Linked DNA regions of Mus musculus: region 1 is linked to region 2. Evidence: chromatin contacts called from ENCODE Hi-C or POLR2A ChIA-PET data. All regions are on one chromosome and are shown on one strand. Each heading gives the region's core, a stretch centred on a gene start or an enhancer-like site at or near the end of the contact. The rest is flanking DNA. Distances are from core to core; before and after follow the strand shown.

The links. A loop is a pair of places that touch in the nucleus more often than their neighbours do. ChIA-PET counts read pairs that join two places held with the same protein, here RNA polymerase II (POLR2A).
Region 1: a map of heart shows a loop between it and region 2 (4-fold over the local background). The contact joins the enhancer-like site here to the promoter of Pabpc1 in region 2. A Hi-C loop is called at or near these places in 5 of 37 maps with a recorded cell type or tissue (T-helper 1 cell, T-helper 17 cell, heart and 2 more). POLR2A ChIA-PET finds 5 or more read pairs at or near these places in 4 of 5 experiments (Patski and embryonic stem cell).

The regions. Positions count from the first base shown.
Region 1 is chr15:36,643,367-36,649,639 of GRCm38, reverse strand. No RefSeq gene overlaps it. Among named protein-coding and RNA genes, the nearest start is that of Pabpc1, 38 kb to the right of the region's middle. Within about 2 kb of position 4,396, at least 2 of the 3 ENCODE cell types and tissues checked have a DNase peak (open chromatin) inside an H3K27ac peak, as active enhancers do; they include heart, where a contact is called at or near this core.
Region 2 is chr15:36,606,116-36,612,454 of GRCm38, reverse strand. Pabpc1 (poly(A) binding protein, cytoplasmic 1) reads left to right here and starts at 3,482. Exons shown (of 15, transcript NM_008774.3): 1 at 3,482-4,141. The coding sequence starts at 3,949.

The sequences.
Region 1 (6,273 bases), core at 3,147-5,646, 36 kb before region 2:
TAAAAGAAGTTGGATGGGGGAGGTGTTAGGATCTCTCTGAATTGCCTCCAAAATTTTTCTATAAATCCAAAACCAAGAGGAGAGCGTGAAAGAGCAAGAACAAGGGGGTGGGGGGAGAGGGAGAGAGAGAGAGAGAGAGAGTCAGGTCTCAGTCCTTTCAGGATAAAGTCATTTGACGGTAGATGAGTTGGGTCTCTGCTGAAAGTCTGCCATTAAAAGTTTCAGCTCTGGAAATAGCTGGGCAGTGGTGGTGCACACCTTTAATCCCAGCACTCAGGAGGCAGAAGCAGGGAATCTCTGTGAGTTCAAGGCCATACTGGGTACAAACAGAGTCTAGGACAGCCTAGGCTCTGAAACGGGAAGAAAACAAACAGACTCCAGCCTTGGAGAGGGCAAGTCAGCAAGGAGGTTTCTTGCACATTTTCATTCTGGGGCTGACTCCATAATGGAAGTGTAAAGTGAAATAAACCCTTCTTCAACACTCCCCCCACCCTCACCCCCACCCCCAAAAGAAAAATACTGTTTTCAACTCTTGGCCTGGCTCCGTGAGGGTAAAGGGTTTTGCCCTGGATCGCCTGACAGCCTGAGTTCTGGCCTCTGGGGCCCATGTGGCTTAAAGTGAGAGATGTTTCCCAAGTTGTTCTGTAACCTTCACAGCTAGTGCTGTGGCTTGCAGGGGCAAGGGTACACACAAAGTGAGCCAATTAAATTGTCAACTCTTCCTCCTTCTATGATGTATAATCAAAAATTACAGTACTGCCTCAAACCTTACACATTTATACAAGTACAAATTGTCAATTTACATTAAAAAAAAAACATAAAAACTTTCAGCTCTCTGGCCATGACTCCTTTACAGTGCTTGGCAGTGTCTGGCCTGTGTTTGATGGCTCCTGAACCCTGATTAGTCATTTAGACTTTAATGTGGGTGAGTTTATCACTGCTTCCTGACAGCAGGAAGGTGAGGAGTCAGGAGGTCAGGGCTTGCACACATCCTGAACATGTCTAAGCCTCGAGCGGTTTAGTGAGGGACTTTATAGATGCTTAGCTTTTGTTCTGTTTTTCTTCCAGTTCATCCTTTTACCCACTCCTCCTCTTCTTCCTCCTTCTCTTCCTCCTCCTCTTCCTCCTTTTCCTCTTCCTGTTCTTCCTCCTTTCTTTCTTTTCTTTTCTTCCTTCCTTCCTTTCTTTCTTTCTTTCTCTCTTTCTTTCTTTCTTTCTTTCTTTCTTTCTTTCTTTCTTTCTTTCTTTCTTTCTTTCTTTTTTTTTTTTCTTCTTTTCCTCCTCCTTCTCTAATGGTCTTTTCAAAACTTAGCAAAGTTGGAGCAGAAATGTGCTTTCCTCCTTGGTGGGCCACAAGCACTTTCAGGATGGTTTTGTGTTTGCATGCACTCTGCCTTTGGCACTGGTCCAGTGCTGATCTACTGCAGAAAGCATATCAGAGCCCCCAGACGGCCTCTCCAGCCCGAGGGGGTTGATAGCTGTCCTGCTCCCTCTGAAAACTCACGTGCTGCCTTATCTCACTGTCCCAGATCCTTGAACTTGAGTTGTCTCATGTTGTTGCTTAAGACTAAGAGTGTTGGATTCCTAGAACTGAAAGAGAAACCCCTGAGATCTTACACCCCTTTTGTTTGTTTGTTTGGTTTTGGTTTTGGTTTTTCGAGACAGGGTTTCTCTGTATAGCTCTGGCTGTCCTGGAACTCACTCTGTAGACCAGGCTGGTCTCGAACTCAGAAATCCACCTGCCTCTGCCTCCCGAGTGCTGGGATTAAAGGCATGCACCACCACGCCCGGCCTGACACCCCTTTTAAGTGGAAGGTCATATATATTTATAAACACTATTATGAATGTCTTATGAATGAAAGCAGTGAACATATGTTGAATTAATCATATATTAAATAAAACTTTGAAATGTGTCACAATAACAAAACCTTGACTCATTAAGAATACAATTACGCTCCGCCCCCTTCCCCTCCGTCCCACCCCCAAACAGGTGAGCTGGTTGGTATAGTTAGTATCAGCCTGTGGTTCCCAGCTGCCTTAGAGACTGAGGCAGGACGATCCCAATTTCAATGTCAGTCTCTGCAATTTAGTGAAACCTTTCTTAGGATGAAAGTAAAAGAAAAGTGGGGGCGTGGCTCAGGGACAACCTGCTAGCCCAGCCTGTGGGAGTCCCTGGCTTCAATACCTCTAGTTCAGAGCCAGGGGCGGGGGAGGGGGAGACACCTGGGGGAGGATCATTTTAAAGTAATTTTGTAACTTCTCAAGTGCAGAGAAAAATATTTACTAGTCATTTGCTAACTATTCAGTCTTTTAAAACATTTATTTATTTATTTATTTATATGTAAGTACACTGTAGCTGTCTTCAGACACACCAGAAGAGGGCATAGGATCCCATTACAGATGGTTGTGAGTCACCATGTGGTTGCTGGGAATTGAACTCAGGACCTTTGGAAGAGCAGCCAGTGCTCTTAACCACTGAGCCATCTCTCCAGCCCCAAGTATTCAGTCTTAACTAAACTTTAAAATATAATTGAATTCATCAATACACATGAAACCCAAAGTCTATAATCTTACACGCGTTCGCGACCGGCCAGGAAAGATCGCAACAAACCGGAATCTTCTGCGGCAAAAGCTTTATTGCTTACATCTTTAGGAGCCAGAGAGCAAGAGAGCAAGAGCTCTATTGCTTACATCTTTAGGAGCCAGAGCGCAAGAGCGCAAGCGAACAAGAGCCAGAGCAAGAGAGAGAAAGGCGAAACCCCGTCCCTTTTTCAGGAGAATTATCCTCCGCCTAGGACGTGTCACTCCCTGATTGGCTGCAGCCCATTGGCCGAGTTGTCGTCACGGGGAAGGCAGAGCACATGTAGTGGAAAACTATCCTTGGCACATGCGCAGATTATTTGTTTACCACTTAGAACACAGGATGTCAGCGCCATCTTGTAATGTGAATGTGAGGGCGGCTCCCCACACTATAAAATACAATTTTTTTTTTTTTGTTAGCTCCAACTGTAATGACCTTTTCACATTTCTCCCTACTGGTGGGTTCTTCCTGATGGCTGTGCACCCACACTTCCCACTACTTAGGATGTCTGTCGCTGCCTTCAAGCAAACTTAGAGGAAAATGAGAACCTGTCTAAGATTCATTAAAAAGAAACACAAGCCGGGCAGTGTTGGTGCACGCCTATAATCCCAGCACTCGTGAGGCAGAGGCAGGCAGATTTCCGAGTTTGAGGCCAACCTGGTCTACAGAGTGAGTTTCAGGATAGCCAGGGCTACACAGAGAAACCCTGTCTCAAAAAACCAAACAAAGAGAAAGAAACACAAAACCTTTTAAGTTGATTAGATGTTCTGCCCGAGATCCAGGCATAAGCGGGGTCATCTGAGTAGCCCTGCTTCATTTGTGATTCCAAATGCTTCTATTTCACCTTGAATTGGTGACTTTTCCTAAGAAGACATTTACAAAGATCTAGTCACCCCTCACAGGACACTGATGACAGACTAAAGAATTGAGTCCATTCAAGTCTAGTTTGGTGAATCAGCAAGCTTAGATTAATTTACAGGACAGGAGCAGTGGTGACCCAATGGCAGATAAATTATCTAAAAGCCTCACCTCAGCCTGGATGATGGGTCAAGAACTCCACACTCCCGGACGGACCAAGTGGTGGACAGTTCCCTCTCAGAGCAACTGTTCTCAGGTTTTATAATCTTTGGCGAGGAGCCTTGGGAATCTGATGCCTTGCTGAGTTTCCTGGACCTTGTGAGTTTAAGTGACCTTTTGAATTGTACGAGCCTCCCCTCTCCCTCCAGAAGAGAATGCTTTACTTCAGAGGCAATGGCTTAAAAACGGGTGTTACTCTAACGTGAGCAAAACGCTGCTTTCCCCTGGGTGGTTAAGAGGCAAATGGACCTCTACATGCCAGAAACTTCAGCTTCATAAGAATGTCACAAGTCCCTGTACTCAGAAGGGCCCTATTCTGTCACTCTCCATTCAATGGTTTTTTTGATCAAAAGGTTTTGAGACTCTTGTGACATTGGGCTTTGCAAAGTATACATCCAGCCCTGCCTGCTGTACCATCCACGCAAAGAGCCTTCAGTAGATACCCTAGGAAGGATTTTGGGATTGTGTGAAGGTTTGTCTCTATAGATTTAATTGTTAATTCTGTACTGGCAGAGAGCTGAACACAGGCAGGATCTCTGCAGTGTTATTTCTGTGGCCCATCGGCAGGTCTCAAATTTTTAAAATATTCCTTCTTCCTCACTAGCCTAGAGGGAATCTAGAATTGTATCTGATTGGCTGTTATGAAGAGCTGATGGCCAGTAGCTGTGTAGGAAATGGAGGGCGGGACTTCCCAGCTGGTGAATGGACAGACCAGAGTGGAGCAGAGGTCGAGCCAGCCTCGTGGCAGGACACAGTGCCAGGATTAGTCGGGTTAAGCTAGATAGCTGGCTGGAAGACTGCCCTAGGTAAACGGCCTAGGCTTTAAACTGTACTTTTAAAAGCCTCTGTGTCATTATTTATACCTCTGGCAGGTCCAAGAGAGTTCCGCTCTAGAAGGAGAGGCAAGTGTCTCGGCTTCATAAGAAAAGGCTTTGTGTGTGAGAGCAAGGTGCATGTACTGTTTCCAGGGCTGTCACTCACCCTTCAGCCTACCTGCACTTCCTACAGTCTACAACCTGCATGCTTGCACATGGCGGACCAGAAAGGACAGTGTGGACAGGTGACTGGAGTCAGGTGAGCCAGATCACATAAACTGCCAATGAATTAGCTGTTTATTCTAGTCTGAGAAAGCCGATGAATGCTAGAGAGATGAATAGTGACGCGTATGAGCACAGAGATTCTGACGCCATGTCTTCATCCACAATGAGATGTCACTAGCTTCAGTGTCAGAATGGAAACGGGGAGGCTGTTGATAGTCCAGCACAGTGACTGGTCCACAATGGCACAATGACTGGTTGTAGCACAAGAAGTGAGATACAAAATGTTTCGGCTTGAATCTAAGAACAGCTTCCTGTAGTACTCCTGCCTGGCCTGGCTGCCTGTAGTACTCCCGCCTGGCTGCAGGAGCTTCTACCTTTGTCCTACATCTTGAGTAACTGTGACTCTTCAGGTCATCCACCACGATAGAGTCGAGGGAGTCTGGGGTGACTCACCTGTTAGGAGAGTACACACTTGCAGGACAAGTCTAGGCTCATTCAGATTAGACTGCAAAGCCATACTCATTAATGAAACAAACTCGAAATTTTTGGCTATATTTATTTTTGGTTATCAAATATTTCTCTTGTATCAATAGGAAATGAAGCTGTTTTTAAAAACCATGAAAAGTGCTCAAGACAAGGAGTGCTGTATCATAGGGACTGCGTTCCCATAGTGATCTCACAAGATATGCAAAATAAGTGGGGCCACTTTGCAGTCAGCACACGACTACGGTTGACAATAAGCCGGTTGGTGGATGCTGCCTGTAGCTGCAGCTTGCTTCCAACAGGCAAAACCTCGCATGCACCAGAAGCAGAGAGCTAAAAGCAGCTGCTTGCAACATGCCTTCATGCACAACTGCCTGCAACATGCCTACACGCACAGCTGTCCAAAGTTTAGAAACAAACAAACAAACAAAACCTACCAACTGAACACTTCAGAAATAAGCTAACTCCAAAATTAACCTCCCGGCCATGTTCACAGTGTGCCTTCACCAACGTGAAGCTGTCTACACTTTACACTATGCAGAGGTGCAATTGGGAGCACAACAGCCCTGAGCCTGGGTTGTGATCTTAGCCTGACACACTCTTTCCAGCACAGGGTAGGTAGGAACAACACCAACTGCTTACATTACCCAGAGGAATCTGGGCTTCCAGGCAAGACATGGCACAGGACAAAGGGAAACACGAGTCTAGAATGCTGGGAAGGAAAGTGATGCCCATAAACCAGGACAGTGTCACAATCAGACTCCAGTGGGTCTACTCAAGCAGATTGGAGCAGGAGGAGGCTTAGGAGGAGGAGGAGGAGGAGGAGGAGGAGGAGGAGAAGGGAGAGGAGGAGGAGGAGGAGGAAGAGGAGGAGGAGGAGGGAGAGGAGGAAGAGGAGGAGGAGGAGGGAGAGGAGGAGGAGGAGGAAGAGGAGGAGGAGGAAGAGGAGGAGGAGGAAGAGGAGGAGGAGGAGGAGGAAGAGGAGGAAGAGGAGGGAGAGGAGGAGGAGGAGGGAGAGGAGGAGGAGGAAGAGGGAGAGGAGGAGGAGGAAGAGGAGGAGGAGGAGGAGGAGGGAGAGGAGGAGGAGGAGGA
Region 2 (6,339 bases), core at 2,233-4,732:
TCTCAGAACCCACAAGGGGAAGGAGAGAACTGACTCAAGCAAGGTGTCCTCTGATTTACACACACACACACACACACACACACACACACACACAAAATCTAAGAATGTTGGCTATGAACAGAAAGTGAATGGAAGATGGTCCTTGTTTTGTTAAAAAAGATACTAAACTATGTGGAACCAGCTGGTTAGAAGTGAAAGATAAGTGATCAGAAGCCTCAGCCTACCAAACCACTCAGATAAGCAACAGTTGCCATCATCCATAGATAAAAACAAAGCTCTCGATTGAGGTCCAAATCCTTCCTACTTTCAATGGTGTGGATTCCAATTCCCTTGTGTCTCTCCTAGCTATCTTTCTCAAGGAAGTCTCTGCTTCTAGATTTCTTTGCACAATTATCCCTCCTTAGAATAGGACACTGGCATCCACTTCCTGTCAATAACTGCAGTGGCTTAGGAGTCCTAATTATTAGCTCTTTTTCCAAAGAACTAATGTTCAGCCAGGTGTGGTTGTGTATGACTTTAATTCCAGCACTCTGGAGCAGAGGCAGGCTGATGTCTTTGAGTTTGAAGCCAGTCTGGTCTAGTGAAGTCCAGCACAGGCAGGGCTACATAGACACATCTTGTCTTTAAAATATATATATTAATGTGGAAAGAAAGACTATTGTAGAATGCTTCTTCTCTCCACCATCCAGAGCATCCATTTCCTGTACCAAGTTATCCTGAAAGCTGAATTATTAATTGGACTTAACCGTTTGGAAGTGTGTACAAAATAGATCCGCAGCTAAAACATGTGTAACAGTTCTTTCTGGAGGAAAATGAAGGTAAGACCTGGGAGCTATAGAACACTCAGCCCTCATTTAAGTTAGTGCTTGCTAAATGCTTGCTCTCTGACAAAGTAGACCATTTCCCCCTACTTCTGCCCTTTACAATCATGTCTTCATGGGGTCCATTAGAAGACATATGCTAGAGACATATGCTCAGTGGGTAGCAGCACTTGCTCTCCCAAAGAACCCGAGTTTGATTTCCAGGACCCACACTAGGCAGCTCACACCCAACTCTATCTCCAGCTCCAGATCTGATACCCTCGTCTCACCTCTGTGAGCATCATTCATGTGTGGCATACACTCACAAACACACACTTTTTATTTTTAAAGGTAATCTTTTCTTTCAAGAGGATATGTAAAAAACAGTAGGTAAAGGTAGTGATTGTACCTGGTTTTAACTTTTGCTGCCATCTTTGCATATTACAACGGTCTTATGTTCATGTCCTTGGAATGTGTGCTCAGAGGAATATTGCAGGAGTTGGTTCTTACCTCCCATCATGTTGGGCCTGGGGAATCCAACTCAGGTTAGGCAGGGCAATAAACACCTTCACTGAGTTATACTGACAGCTTTCTCAAAGGCCTCTTCCGTTTTCATTTCGTTTTATATTGCTCTTTGCCTAGGAGCTTAAGTACTAAAATGATGTTGTTTTCTTTTAAACACTAACAATGGAATTTTCACTTTCATATTTTGAAGAAAAATTTTAGAATAGATTCTAATAGTAATATCCCACCTGATAAAGTGCTGGGATTCGATATTCACTACACCTTCAGGTTTATATTTATGGTGACCAGAAAAACCATTATTAACGTCCTGAGGATAAGAACTTTGCTTCGTTATCTTTACTTTAGGGTACCCAGCACACGATGGACATTCAATGACTATACTAATGGATTGATTTTAAACTACTTTCCTAGTAGACTGAACGGTGGTGTTTTGATGAATTATTGTTTTAACTAGAGCCTTATTTGAGTAAACAGATTTAGATTACATAGCATAATGTGTCTTCCTAAAGAACAGCCTTAAGCCGGGCAGTGGTGGTGCACCCCTTTAATCCTAGCAATTGGGAGGCAGAGGCAGGCGGATTTCTGAGTTCGGGCCAGCTTGGTCTACAGAGTGAGTTCCAGGACAGCCAGAGCTCCAGAGAAATCTTGTCCCGAAAAAACAAAAAAACAAACAAACAAACAAACAAAGAACAGCCTTAAATGATACTCATGTGTTAAGCATACAACATATTTTTCAAAACTGTTATCTTCCATCAATATGGGTGGGGAGGTGAAGATGGGGGAGAGGGGACAGCATCTGTGTAAGAGTCTCCGGACTTAAATTCTAACTGAGAAGAGTTATAACTAATTTACACTAGGCAATAGGCTAGGCTAACGATCATTGAAGAGCTGAGCAGTCATTTAACTTCTGACACCATTAACGGTAAAAATAGTACTATTTGCTTCACTTCCCACACATCATTGTCAAAGGATGTTTATAGAGGACTTCAAAAACTGTAAAACCTACTAAAGTGGAGTTTTTGGGTTGATGTAATGTCATTTCTACGAGTTGATATATTTGTGCCTATCAATCATTTATATTAATCCCCAAACCCTGGCATCCAAGAGCTAGATTAGGGTGGCCCTGACCTCAGAGATCTGCAAACCCCTCCTGCCTTTCCAAAGCTGGGTTAAAGGCGTGGGCACCACGCCTGGTGAAGTGGGTTAAAAGCGTGGCCAACCACGCCTAGTTAAGCAGGCTATCCAGGTTTGTTTGGGTAAGAGTGACAGATACCGAGTAATTATGAGAAACGCATACTTTAAAGGAAAAAAAATTTTTTTTTCGAGTCCTTTTTACCACTGTAAAAAATGTAGGAAGTGGCTAAGTGATTCCAACAGAACATCTTAAGCGCCAGACTCCCAACTGCCTTTATCCCATCCCCTCCCCTCCCCCTCGTCGGGGCCGCGGACCCGTGCTGGGTCACGCCCGGGACGGTTGGGGTCCGGTTGAGGTCAGCCAGCCCGCGGCCGTTGAGAACTCCAGCTCCCGGCAGGCACCGCTTCCGCGGCCCACGCGCGTGGCGGCGCTGCCCGCTGGGACTCGTAGTGCGGTCCGGGTAGGAGAACGAGGCAGTTACCCTGCCTCCTTCCGCGCACACCTAGGAAACCCGGCCGGCAAGGCTCACGCCCGCCCACCCGTTTCCAGCGCCGCTCGGGGGTGGGGGGCTAGCGAAGCAGAACCTCAGCCGGGGCGGAGGGAAGAGGCCGCCACTAGACGCGCACGTGGGGGGCGGTTGGCGCCCAGAAACCCGGAAGCCCCGCGCGCTGCCCACCCGCTGCGCTGACGGGTTAACGCTCTTTCGGGCGGGGGCGGGGCGTGTGCGCAAGGGGCGTGACCAGCGGCCGCGCCGAGGCCGCCCACTGGCCGTCCCGCCCTTTCCTGGCTTTGCGCAGCGGGAAGTCGGCCCCTGGCTGTGGCGCCTGCGCAGAAGCCCCGCCCCGCCTCGGGCCCAACCCCCACGCCCGCAGCAGCGGCAGCCGCCGCCACCTCTCCCTTCCTCTGCGCTTTCCTCCGCCTCCTCCGGCGCCGTCGCTCGCGTAGGGCCCTGGCGTCAGACGCGCGTGGGCGGGGCGAGTGCGGCGGGGGGTATAAGTAGAGGGTGCAGGAGGCGGTGCTTCCCCTTCTCCCCGGCGGTTAGTGCTGAGAGTGCGGAGTGTGTGCTCCGGGCTCGGAACACACATTTATTATTAAAAAATCCAAAAAAAATCTAAAAAATCCTTTGAAAAAACCCAAAAAAAATTTACAAAAAAATCCGCGTCTCCCCCGCCGGAGACTTTTATTTTTTTTCTTCCTCTTTTATAAAATAACCCGGTGAAGCAGCCGAGACCGACCCGCCCGCCCGCGGCCCCGCAGCTCCAAGCAGGAACCCAGAGACCGAGGCCTTCCTGCCGCCCGGACCCAGCACCGCCAGCCTCGCTCCCCCGGTTCCACGGCCGTTGAGTACGCGTCGATTCCGGTTGAATTTTGTCCCTCTGCGCTCGCCCCCGCTCCCCTCCCCCCGGCTCCGTCCCCCGGCCCCGCACTCGCTCTCCTCCTCTCACGGGAAAGGTCGCGGCCTGCGGCCCCGCGGGCAGCCGTGCCGAGATGAACCCCAGCGCCCCCAGCTACCCCATGGCCTCTCTGTACGTGGGGGACCTGCACCCCGACGTGACCGAGGCGATGCTCTACGAGAAGTTCAGCCCGGCCGGGCCCATCCTCTCCATCCGGGTCTGCAGGGACATGATCACCCGCCGCTCCTTGGGCTACGCGTACGTGAACTTCCAGCAGCCGGCGGACGGTGAGCGGCAGGCCGGAGGGTGGCGGGCGGGCGGCCATGCGGCCGGGGCGGCGGGCCTAGCGGGGCGGGCGAGGGGGCGGGAGGGCACGGCGCCGCAGCCCCTCGCGGGCCGGCACTTCCTCCTCTGCGACCATTTTCTCGCCATCGGTCGCTCTCAAACTTTAGGGCGATGACGCGCCCGGAGGGTGGTTGAGATAGCCTTCACCGCGCTCCCGCCACAAGCTGTGGGATTCGGGGGTTTCGAGTACCCTCCTGGAGCGGCGGGTGGAGGTACCCCTCCATCCCCTGCCCTGGCCCGGCAGTCAGGCCGGGGAGGAAGTACGATTCAGTGTTGGGAAATACCACGTGTTGAACCCTGTAACCTCACAGGCCCGAGGCCTGTTCCTGCCGGTGGCTCAATCGCTGGGAGGAGCCCTAGGCTTTAGAAGAAAGTTAAATAGGGTGATGCCTGGTGGTGGTGGTCCTTAGGGTCGTAAGCTCGTTCCTAATAGCACATCTCTGACCTGTGGACCAGGAAAGGCACCTTATACCATATATAATTGCTTGGGGTTTTCCCTAGATGAAGTATTCTTTAACCATGCCGTGGAGGAGGGGATGTGGAAGACTCTAGGGCACCAGACTCCTTGGCTCATTTTCAAACAAATTAGATCTTAAGTTTAATAGAAGTCGTTATTTAATGTATACATATGTATATTTTTTCTAAAATAGCACCTGTGGTTATGAATTTTAAACATGTTGACCAGTTTTGGTCCTAAATATTAGGGTAACCTGGATCAAATTATGCTGAGTTAATAGCATCCAACTAATGAAAGCTTCTTTGATTTTTCTTTCGTAAAGTGGTTTGGAATATCCATGAATCTTGGGCAATAATTAAGAAGTAACACATTGAGTTTGTTTTAAGTTTGACAATTCACTGAAACAGAAATCTAAGAATCAGATAAGATCTATGGCCTGATATCGTTGGGTTTTTAAATCTAGATGACTCTGATTTAGAAGTCAGCTCTGGGTTTTATTTTAGTAAGGAAGACTGGAATTAAAGAGTGGTCACTAGATTAAAGGTGAGATTTGGGGTAAGCAGCATCTTAAGTGATGCTCTGGTAAGCCAGAAGTTGTAGAAGGGCACAGCAGGTGGCCTGCCCCTTGCTCTCTAAGGGGCACTTTTAGTGTCACTTCATTACAGCTTTCAACTCTGGCAGGTGACAGAATGTAAGGTACAGGAAGGTAGCTTGGGATAGAGTAACCAGAACTTCTATGAAAACAAAACTTGAAAGACTTGAAACTTAGTGGTTTTCTTTTCTTTTTTAAATCCAGACATGCCCAGGTTTTAAAGGTCCTGGGATTTGAAAAGCCGAACCTCAAATTGCCATGGTTATAGTTAACTTTATACATTTGTGTCAGTGGACCAATATTCCAACTGCTCAGAATCTTGCCTCTTCTTTCTTCCATTTATTTTGTGGCTGTATGTTCAATGTTCCATCTTACCAATTTTTTTTAAACCAGCTTTTTCCTTTTTACAGTATTTCCTTACCGATTGCAGTAATGGACTAGGGTTCTGCTAGTGACCAGTTTTCAGTTTTGTAGGGAGATGTGACTCATTAAAAAAAACCCCAAGCTCAAGCAAAGTCAGCAGGACCAGGGGTGCTTAGGAGGTGTGGCCAATTGATAATGAGCTGGCTGCTGATTACTGTGCTCTAGGAGCTAGAAATTTCATTTACAGAAAAGTGGTTGGGGGGACTGTGGTGCTTTCTGCACTTAAACCCAGCACATGTGTTTGTCTGTTGAGTTCTTGGCTAGCCTGGGCTACATGAGTTCAGGAAAGCCAAAGATACACAGTGAGACCTTATCTGAAAGAAAAAGAAAGAAAAAGAGAAAAGGTGGCTGAAAAACTTGTTCTGTCAATAACTACAATTATTATGAGATTTGAAATTTGCTTCAGGTGTTCAAGTGGACTGTTTCCCCCTTGAAGGTCTCATCTCTTTACTTAATGATAGTATTTTTTTTTCATTTAAGACAGGTAATGGGTACATGGCAGAGGTGGCTGGACTCCAGGCCAGCCTGGGCTGCATAGAGATCCTGTATCCAAAAAAAGTTTCAGCTTTAGCACTTCTTTTTATAGTACACTTTTTTTTTTTAATACAAGTATTCAATCTTTTTTGGGGCCTTGAAATTATAGGCTAGGTTTTTTGTTGTGAAGCATA